3 separate regions of the Mus musculus genome follow, and all the other regions are linked to region 2. Evidence: chromatin contacts called from ENCODE POLR2A ChIA-PET data. All regions are on one chromosome and are shown on one strand. The core of a region is the stretch at or near the end of the contact, and the rest is flanking DNA. Distances in the headings are between cores, read along the strand shown. Region 1 holds the start of Rpl28 (ribosomal protein L28). Region 2 holds the start of Ppp1r12c (protein phosphatase 1, regulatory subunit 12C). Region 3 holds the start of Ube2s (ubiquitin-conjugating enzyme E2S).

Region 1 (2,802 bases), core at 7-2,506, 290 kb after region 2:
CAAATCTTTAAAATAGTTCATGCATCCATTTAAACAACAAGTCTTGAGGACTCAGTGATTAAGAGCACTTGCTGCTCTCGCAGAGCACCTGGGTTTGGTTACCAGCTCATATGAGGCAGCTCACAGCTGCCTGAAACTCTAGTTTCTCAGGATCAACGGTTTCTTTTGGACTTTGCATTTTACATGTTAACACAACACCCACATACATCATAATTAAAATTAATAAATCTGAAGCCAGGCGTGATGGCGCACGCCTTTAATCCCAGCGCTCGGGAGGCAGAGGCAGGAGGATTTCTGAGTTGGAGGCCAGCCTGGTCTACAAAATGAGTTCAGGGAGAGCCAGGGCTACACAGAGAAACCCTGTCTCAAAAAAACAAAAACAAAACAAAACAAAACAAAACAAAAAAACAAAACAAAAAGGAGTTGCAGAGATGACTTAGTGGTTAAGAGTTTTGGCTGCTCTTCCAGAGGACCCAGGTTCTATTCCCAGCACCCACATGGTGGCTCAAAAACTGTCTAATTGAATCCAGGCACCAGGCAGGCACATAGCATTCATATATATATCCAGGCTTAAAAAGAAAGGAAATTAAGAAATTAAGAAAGCCCTCATACATATTACAAAAAAAAAAAAAAAAATAAGTTGGGACTGGAGAGAGAGACGGCTCAGAGCACTGGCTGCTCTTCCAGACAACAGTGGTTCAATTCTCAGTAGGCACTATCTGTAACTTTAGTTTCAGAGTATCCAACAAAGGCGTGCGCCACCACGCCCGGGAAAAATAAATAAATCTTAAAATCAATTAAGCTCCACTTAATGTGAGATCTGGAATCCTCAATATTTGCATCCACAGGCTGAGGCTGGAGGATCCCACCTCGAAATCTACTAGACAAGGGCGCAAAACCGTTTTTTTTTTTCAAAATATGTATTAGTGCCCACCATGCGCTAAGTGCAGACTGAACAGATCAGGGTGATGCGATGGGAACATAGCTCTAGGAACTCTCTCTGCTTTTGGATCCTCACGAAAACCGAGTCACCGAGTTCCGAAAACTTCCTACCCCACCCCGGCGCCTCATCACGGTACGCACCGCGAGAACTCGCCGGGACCTTCAGACGAAGAGCTCCGAAGGTTCCCGAGTCAAAAAGACTCGGAGGCGGAACCCAAGGCCCAGAGGAAGCTGGGTAGCCGAGTTCAGGCGCGCCACGGGAGGAAGCGGAAATGCGTTGCCATTTTAAAGGTGTCGTCCCGCCTCTCGTGTCTCTCTTTCCGTCTCCGGCCGCCATAGGGAGAGGAGGTGAGTGTGAGGCCTCTGTCCGTCCCGCGTGGCCGCCATCTCGCTCCCACGGCCTCGGTCTCCTGCCTGGGCTTTCTCTCCTTGTACCCAAGCACCATTCGCTGCCCTCATTCCCCACCGGAAGTGGGGCCTCAGCGTCCCTTCCCCCTTCTAAGTCTCCGCGGTGTTAGCTCGGCCTGCCTCCTTTGCTCACCCTTTCCTCGGCCGTGTAAAGCTCTTGCTCGCTTTTTCCCAACGGTGCTGCCGCTTACCCAGCCGCCTGTCCACGGCCTGCTTCTTTCTGACATCTTTCACACCCCCCCCCCCCCCGGCTTCTCCCCAGCCGCCGCCATGTCCGCGCATCTGCAGTGGATGGTCGTCCGGAACTGCTCCAGTTTCTTGATCAAGAGGAATAAGCAGACGTACAGCACGGTGAGTCGGGCCCGCGTGTGAGGGGCACTGTGGCTCTTTTGCGTATCGGAGCCTCCGGGCCTTAACTTAACATCGTGTACACCTATTCCCCAGGAGCCAAATAATCTGAAAGCCCGAAACTCCTTCCGCTACAACGGGCTAATTCACCGCAAGACCGTCGGAGTGGAGCCGGCCGCCGATGGCAAAGGGGTCGTGGTAGTTATGAAACGCAGATCCGGTGAGCCTTTGCACACGATAGCGCTCCCTTTTTCCAGGGTCCAGAACTGCCCTTCCTCTGACTTCCCGGCTGTGTAAGGTGATCTTTAAATTAAGAAGTGTAGAGAGAAACTTAAGTACAGTTTCTCTATGTAGACCTCAATGTCCTGGAACTCTACATCAGGTTGGTCTAGAACTCAGAGATCCACCTGCCTCTGCTTCCTGAGTGCTTGGATTAAGTGCATGCGCTATGTCCCTCCTGTATCTGGGAGGTTCCTAAAGAGGGATGGGATTTTCCCGGGCTTTAAGACTTACCTGTGACAGTCACCTAAGGGATGTACTGAATGGGCTGGAGGGAAGATGGGGTGAGCATGGTCTTCAGAGAGGCTCTGTGTTCCATCAGGCAGATGCTCTGAAGGGCTCATGCAGATGGACTGATTCCTAGGCTTTCCTTACCAGGTCAGCGAAAACCTGCCACTTCTTATGTGAGGACCACCATCAACAAGAATGCTCGGGCTACCCTCAGCAGCATCAGACACATGATCCGAAAGAACAAGTACCGCCCTGATCTGCGTATGGTGAGTAATGGATGGGTACTTAAGGCAGGGGGGCAGCTGGTACTAAACCTGAGGGGCTGCATGCAGGCCTGGGTGCTTGGCTCTGCCTAGCTGGAGCTAGACTCGGGACTTTTGATCACTCACACACACACACACACACACACACACCCTGCCTCCCCGGAGTCCTAGGAAACAAGCAGCAGTAAATGGGAGTGTCTTTTGAGTTTGTGAGCTAAGTTCCTTGTCCTGTCCTCAGGCGGCCATCCGCAGGGCCAGTGCCATCCTTCGAAGCCAGAAGCCTGTGGTGGTGAAGAGGAAACGGACCCGCCCCACCAAGAGCTCCTGAGCC
Region 2 (2,872 bases), core at 100-2,599:
ATTCCAGAAATAAGAAGGGCAGAGAAGGGCCTGGCATGGTGGCGCACGCCTTTAATCCCTGCACTGGGGAGGCAGAGGCAGAGGCAGAGGCAGGCGGATTTCTTAGTTGGAGGCCAGTCTGGTCTACAGTGAGTTCCCAGCCAGGGCTATACAGAGAAACCCTGTCTCGAAAAAAAGAAGAAGAAGGAGGAGGAGGAGGAGGAGGAGGGCAGAGACATAAGGACCTGCATTTGAGGATGGCCTGGGCTACATAGCAAGACCTTGTCTAAAGGAAAAACAACAAAACAAAAGGAAAAGTGGTCCAGCTCCTCGAAGAGCAAATGCCTACAAGTTTCCAGGAAGGCAAACAATGTAAACAGAGAAAGAGAGTTGAGGAGAAACTTCTATAAGAGGTGACAAGCTCCCCAAATTGGGGGGGGGGGGGATGAATTGATAATGTAATTAAGGACATGGGATTGTAGGTAAGAGAAAAGATTAAAAAAAAAAAAAAAAGCAAAGGATGACGCGACAGAGGAAATGCCTTTTCAAGGAAACAACGTGGTACACTGTCCTGAGGCCACAACGTACAGCACAAGTCACGGGAAGAAGAGGAAGGCACAAACAGGATGGACCTTCAAAGAAGTGACACTGAAGGACCTGGGCCTAAAGAGGGTCAAGTCAGAGTGCAGGAGAACGAAACCACAGGCCTGGGTCAGGAAAGACTTCAGCACAGTCAAACAAGTACCAGCTAGGAAAGGAGGAACCCGGCCAGCATAGGCACGGAAGTAAGCGATGCTGCAAAAAATGCACGGGAGAGAGATGACAGCACGAATGACAGAGAAGAGGCGGCCACAGAGCAGGCGGGATCCTCAGCGATGGCACAGTCGAGGGGAGGTGGATCAGGGCCGAGGAGGGAGGATGCCCGAGTGGCGAAGACGCGGGGCGGGGGCGCTGACCTGGTGCAGGGCGCTGATGCCATCCGCGTTGGTGGAGTCGAGCACGGCACGGGCAGGCGGAGGGACGGCGGGGTCGGACGCAGCGCCGGAGCCGGGACCGGGATCCGCTGCGCGCAGCATCAGGCGAGCCTCGTCCAGATCGCCCCCCGCGCAGGCCGCCAGGAACTCAGCGGCGCGCTCGAAGCGGACCGTGCGGGCTCGCCGCTCCCCGGGGCCCGGGTCGGCGCCCGCCCGAGCCCCCCACTGCCGCAGCTGCTCCTGCCGCCGCTCACGGGCGGCCGCAGCAGCCGCCGCCGCCCCCGGGCCCGCTGCCGGACCATCCTCGCCGGACATCGCGCCGGCCGCTCGCCCGCCTACTAAGCGAGCGAGCGAGCACCGGGCGACGAACAGCCGCCACCCGCCCGCCCCGGGGGCCGCCGGGAACCGCCGCGCGACAAGCACCGCCCAGAAGCTCGCCCAGCCCCCGCTCGGTATATTGACGTCACGGCGCCGACCCAAAGCCCTCTGGGTAACCGAGTCCCGCCTGAGACTTGCGTAGCTATCGCTGGGGGCAAGGGCCTAAAAAGAAGCCCCTCGTAGCGAGCTGGGAAGTGGAGTTTCTCCCCATTGAGGAGCCTTGCATAACTTGAGCAGATAGGTTAGAGAATGAGGCAGCCGGCAGGCCGGCAGAAGTGCTGGGAAATGGGTTCTACAAGCGGAAGTCTTCGCTAGACTCGCTATATATCCTGAGGCACGTTTAGAAATCCGGAGCTGGAAGGGGTCGAACGAAAAACTCAAAAGGCACGCCCTCAATCCCAGCACTTGGGAGGCAGTGAGTTCGAGGCCAGTCTGGTCTGATCCTGGTCCTGAGTTCCAGGACAGCCAGAGCTACACAGAGAAACCCTCTCTCGAAAAAACAAGCAAAAAGAGAACTGCCTAAAGGAGGACATGTCCCTAGGGAGTGCTGGGAATCTGGGTAGAGCGGCCGGACAGGCTACTGGGGCATGCTGGGAAATGTAGTGTACTTTGTAAAGTGACTACCCCAAGGCGCATGGGAAATGATAGCGGATAGCGGATCCTGAGAGATAGAAATAAATTTTGCATACTTTTTACGATTTGTTTTGAGATAGGATGGCGCTCGAACTCATTAATAATGCCCTTGAACTTCTGATCTTCCTGTCTCCATCTCCTAATTGCTGGGATTACAGGAGTCTGTTTGTTTGTGTGTGTGTGTGTGTGGGGGGGGGGTTATTTTTGTTTTGAGACAGGGTCTCAGTATGTAGCCCTGCCTGGTTTGAAGCTCACTATGCAGACAGAATGGCCTCGAACTCACAAAACTCCGCCTCCTCCTGCCTCTGGAGTGATGAAATTAAAGGAGTGCCACCATGCCGTACTTGTTTTGGTTTTGAATCTGTCCCTCTCCCATCGGCTATAAGTAAACTCGATTTGTTTTCTTTGAGACCCTCTTAGTCCTAATGACTAGAACTAAGCCTGAGAGTAGGCAATAAAAAATATTTCGAATGAATGAATGAATGGGCTCCCTAAGGCATCAGGTAGACCAAGGGCCGACGGGAAATTGAGTTCTCAAACAAGATTAAAGCTTGTCACCGCCAAACTCATCTTTTAACATGGCGATAAAGTTCCCGAGCAAAGTTCAAGGAAATCAGATAACATAGGGCAAGCTGGGAAATGTAGTCTCAAGGCCACGCCTCCAAAGGGTTCAGCTCCAGACTTCCAAATATGTCTCAGAATGCAAGGTACCTAAGAAGTCAGTTTCCAGACCAAGAACGAGCCCACGTTTTCTAGTGGTAATAATTCCCTGAGCATACCAGAAAGAGGGCCCTCAAACATGACCAAAATAACCACATACTTTTCTTCAGCCCACCTGGGGCTGCAAAAGACACTAGGAATTATAATTCAGATTGTATCATGCTCTCTGGGCCTGATTTTGTTGTTCG
Region 3 (2,807 bases), core at 177-2,676, 310 kb after region 2:
AATTCAGTTGACAAATGAGGTCTGAAAAATCTAACTGGTTTGCTTAAAATATGCAAATCAGCTTATTACCACCAGTTTCCCCTCACAATGCTTTTTGTTTAGTCTTGGGACATTCGATTGATTAGTGTTTCAGATCCCCTGGCATACATTTTTTTTTTTTCTCTTCAAGACAGGGTTTCTCTGTGTAGCCCTGACTGTCCTGGAACTCACTCTGTAGACCAGGTTGGCCTCGAACTCAGAAATTCGCCTGTCTCTGCCTCCCGAGTGCTGGGATTAAAGGCGTGCACCACCACGCCCAGCTACACTTTCTATTTCTGCTTCACTTATATGCATCCTCACGTCTCTGGAAAGTAACACTTGACAGCCTTAATGCAAGCCTAAGCAAAAGGCCACATTTTGTCATAAGCACCTGAGAGGCTGAATCCTATTTGTCCCACAGCCACAAGACAGAAGAAATCTGGTCAAGTGGCCCCTCCCTTCCGTGCTCACACTCACCAGGGCCCTCGATGGTAACCTGCAGGTCTGTGAGATCCTCCTCATTGGGGAAGACTTTAATGCCATCAGGTGGGTCTGCCGTCAGTGTTGTCACCTCCTTGTACACTAGGCGGATGATGTGGGGCGGCAGATTCTCCACATTGGAGTTCTAGGCACGGAGGGAAAAGGAGAGTGAGCAGCCTGAAATAGCTAGGATTAAGGTGGGTGGATACCAGAATCCAGACTTTAGAGGTCCGAGGTTGTCAATCACTGCCTGTCAACTGGACCTAAGATGCTTCTGGCTTTTGCCCCATGGCTGACCGGGACGGTGTCTCAGAAAAAGCTTCTACGTGGCTCAGCGTACCCGAACCTACCCAAAGCGCTCGTTAAGACGCGCATGGGTCCACTACTGGTTCCAGGTGGGCCTGAGGCCTAGCCGGAGCCCTTCCCCTACTTAGGCTTGAAACAACCCCATCAACCGCCGCCCCCCCACACACACCAAAAAGAAAAAGGCTGGACGAAATGGCGGCGGGATGTCTTGCTCCTTAAAACACCCATGGGCGGGCCGCAAGGCGCCCAAAGCCCTCCCCAAGGTTCCGAGGGCTGCCTGGGCTCCCGCACCGTTTGTTGAAAGGCCCTGGGGCCGACTCCTGGCTCCGGACGTTCAGCCATGCCACCAAAGCACTCAGAAGCTGGCCAGAAAACACTTGGGACGCCGCAGTCGCCTCCTCTGCCCGAGTCCCCAACGGCCCCTCGGGCCTCCCGCGTCACTCACCATGACTTCAGCCGGCCGGGGGCGGGTCCCCCCGGCCCCCTTCCTGCACTCCTCGGACCGCCGGCCGGGGCGGGGGGCCCAACTGCCGGCCGCTGTGGCCCTAGCGAGGCCCCCGAGGCCCCACTCCGCTCCCACTAATTCCGACGTCCGCTACGAAACGCTCACAACGTTACGTCTGCTCCTCGGTAGAACCGGCCGCGCGCCCAACACCGCACTTTTATAGCTACTCGCAGGCCCCGCCCCCTCACGGCACGTCTCGACCGCGTACGTCAACGCGCACGTTGCTGGGCGGTCAACGCTCTTTTCTCTGTTCTTGTCAGAATAGTAGCAGAAGTTCGAACCCAGTTTGTGAGGAGTGCTATCACAATGAGGGCTCACGCCGGCTGAGGAGTTGACCTGGGAGAACCAAGCGGCTAAAAACCTAGAGCAGAGAGAAAGGGGGCGCCCGCCGAGGCGACGTGGCCGCTGATTGGACCGTTTGAATGAGACGCCGCCACGACTTGGGGTGCGCGCGCGCGCTCCGGCCTGGAGAAAGACGCGCACGCGACTAACGGTTAGGCAGGGGAAGGGGCGGAGCGAGGGAAGACAGGACTGGAGGGGTTAAAGGGATGACGGAAGGGGCCTTGACCAATAAACAGGGGCGGTCGTGATCTGGACTTGTGGGGCAGGTAGGAATTGAAAGCTACTAATGGGAAGCCAGCTCAGTGTGATAGACTCCAACCTCGACCAATGAAATGTCTCAATTTCTTTTGTGTATGCAAATGTTACGCTGGGAGTCTGGCGACCTCACCTGGAAGCCATGGAAGGGCGGAAGTGTGGACATAATTTGTCTATGGGGCTCCATTTTGTTCTGCGCTCCTGTTATGTGTTAGGAAGCCCTCAAAATCAGGTTGGTTGACTCCGAGGGCTTGGACTTCCTGATCCTCTAGAGTATGACTTGTGACTTTTGCCACCATTGTTTCTGTAGGGGTGCCAGAGGAAGAAGTCAGGGAAGTCTCACGTCCTTATTGAGAGCTTTGTGACTGACCTCCAGACCCCATAGACTTCTGTTAACTTTTTGAGAGACAGAATTTCATTACTGGCCTGGAACTCCTTTTTCCCCCGGGGTCGGGGGTTGTTGTTTTGGCTTTTCTTTTTTTAGATTTATTTATTGTTTTATGTAAGTACACTGTAGCTGTTTTCAGATGGTTGTGAACCACCATGTGGTTGCTGGGATTTGAATTCAGGGCCTTCGGAAGAGCAGTCGATGATCTTAACCGCTGAGCCATCTCTTCAGCCCTTGTTTTGGCTTTTCAAGCCAGGGTTTTTCTGTGCAGGCCTGGCTGACCTTCCTGAAACTCGAGCTATAGACCAGGCTGGCCTGAACTCACAGAGATCACCTGCCTCTACTTCCTGAATACTGAGATTAAAAGTGTATGCCACCATACCCTGGCCTCGTTCCTTTTATATCCATCCTCTAGCCTATGGGATAGTGCTGCCCACATTTAGGTCATCTCTTCCCTCACCCATAATTAACCTCCTGGTCCTGTCCTTACATATACTCCCAGAGGCTCTTACT

What was found. ChIA-PET counts read pairs that join two places held with the same protein, here RNA polymerase II (POLR2A).
Region 1: POLR2A ChIA-PET joins it to region 2 with 12 read pairs in Patski. The contact joins the promoter of Rpl28 here to the promoter of Ppp1r12c in region 2. POLR2A ChIA-PET finds 5 or more read pairs at or near these places in 3 of 5 experiments (Patski and embryonic stem cell).
Region 3: POLR2A ChIA-PET joins it to region 2 with 15 read pairs in Patski. The contact joins the promoter of Ube2s here to the promoter of Ppp1r12c in region 2. POLR2A ChIA-PET finds 5 or more read pairs at or near these places in 3 of 5 experiments (Patski and embryonic stem cell).

The regions. Positions count from the first base shown.
Region 1 is chr7:4,791,709-4,794,510 of GRCm38, forward strand. It overlaps Rpl28 (ribosomal protein L28), which reads left to right and starts at 1,257. Exons shown (of 5, transcript NM_009081.2): 1 at 1,257-1,290; 2 at 1,613-1,701; 3 at 1,795-1,918; 4 at 2,356-2,474; 5 at 2,710-2,802. The coding sequence starts at 1,621. The coding sequence ends at 2,799.
Region 2 is chr7:4,500,331-4,503,202 of GRCm38, forward strand. Ppp1r12c (protein phosphatase 1, regulatory subunit 12C) reads right to left here and starts at 1,350. Exons shown (of 22, transcript NM_029834.3): 1 at 936-1,350. The coding sequence starts at 1,268.
Region 3 is chr7:4,810,914-4,813,720 of GRCm38, forward strand. It overlaps Ube2s (ubiquitin-conjugating enzyme E2S), which reads right to left and starts at 1,427. Exons shown (of 4, transcript NM_133777.2): 1 at 1,250-1,427; 2 at 496-643. The coding sequence starts at 1,252.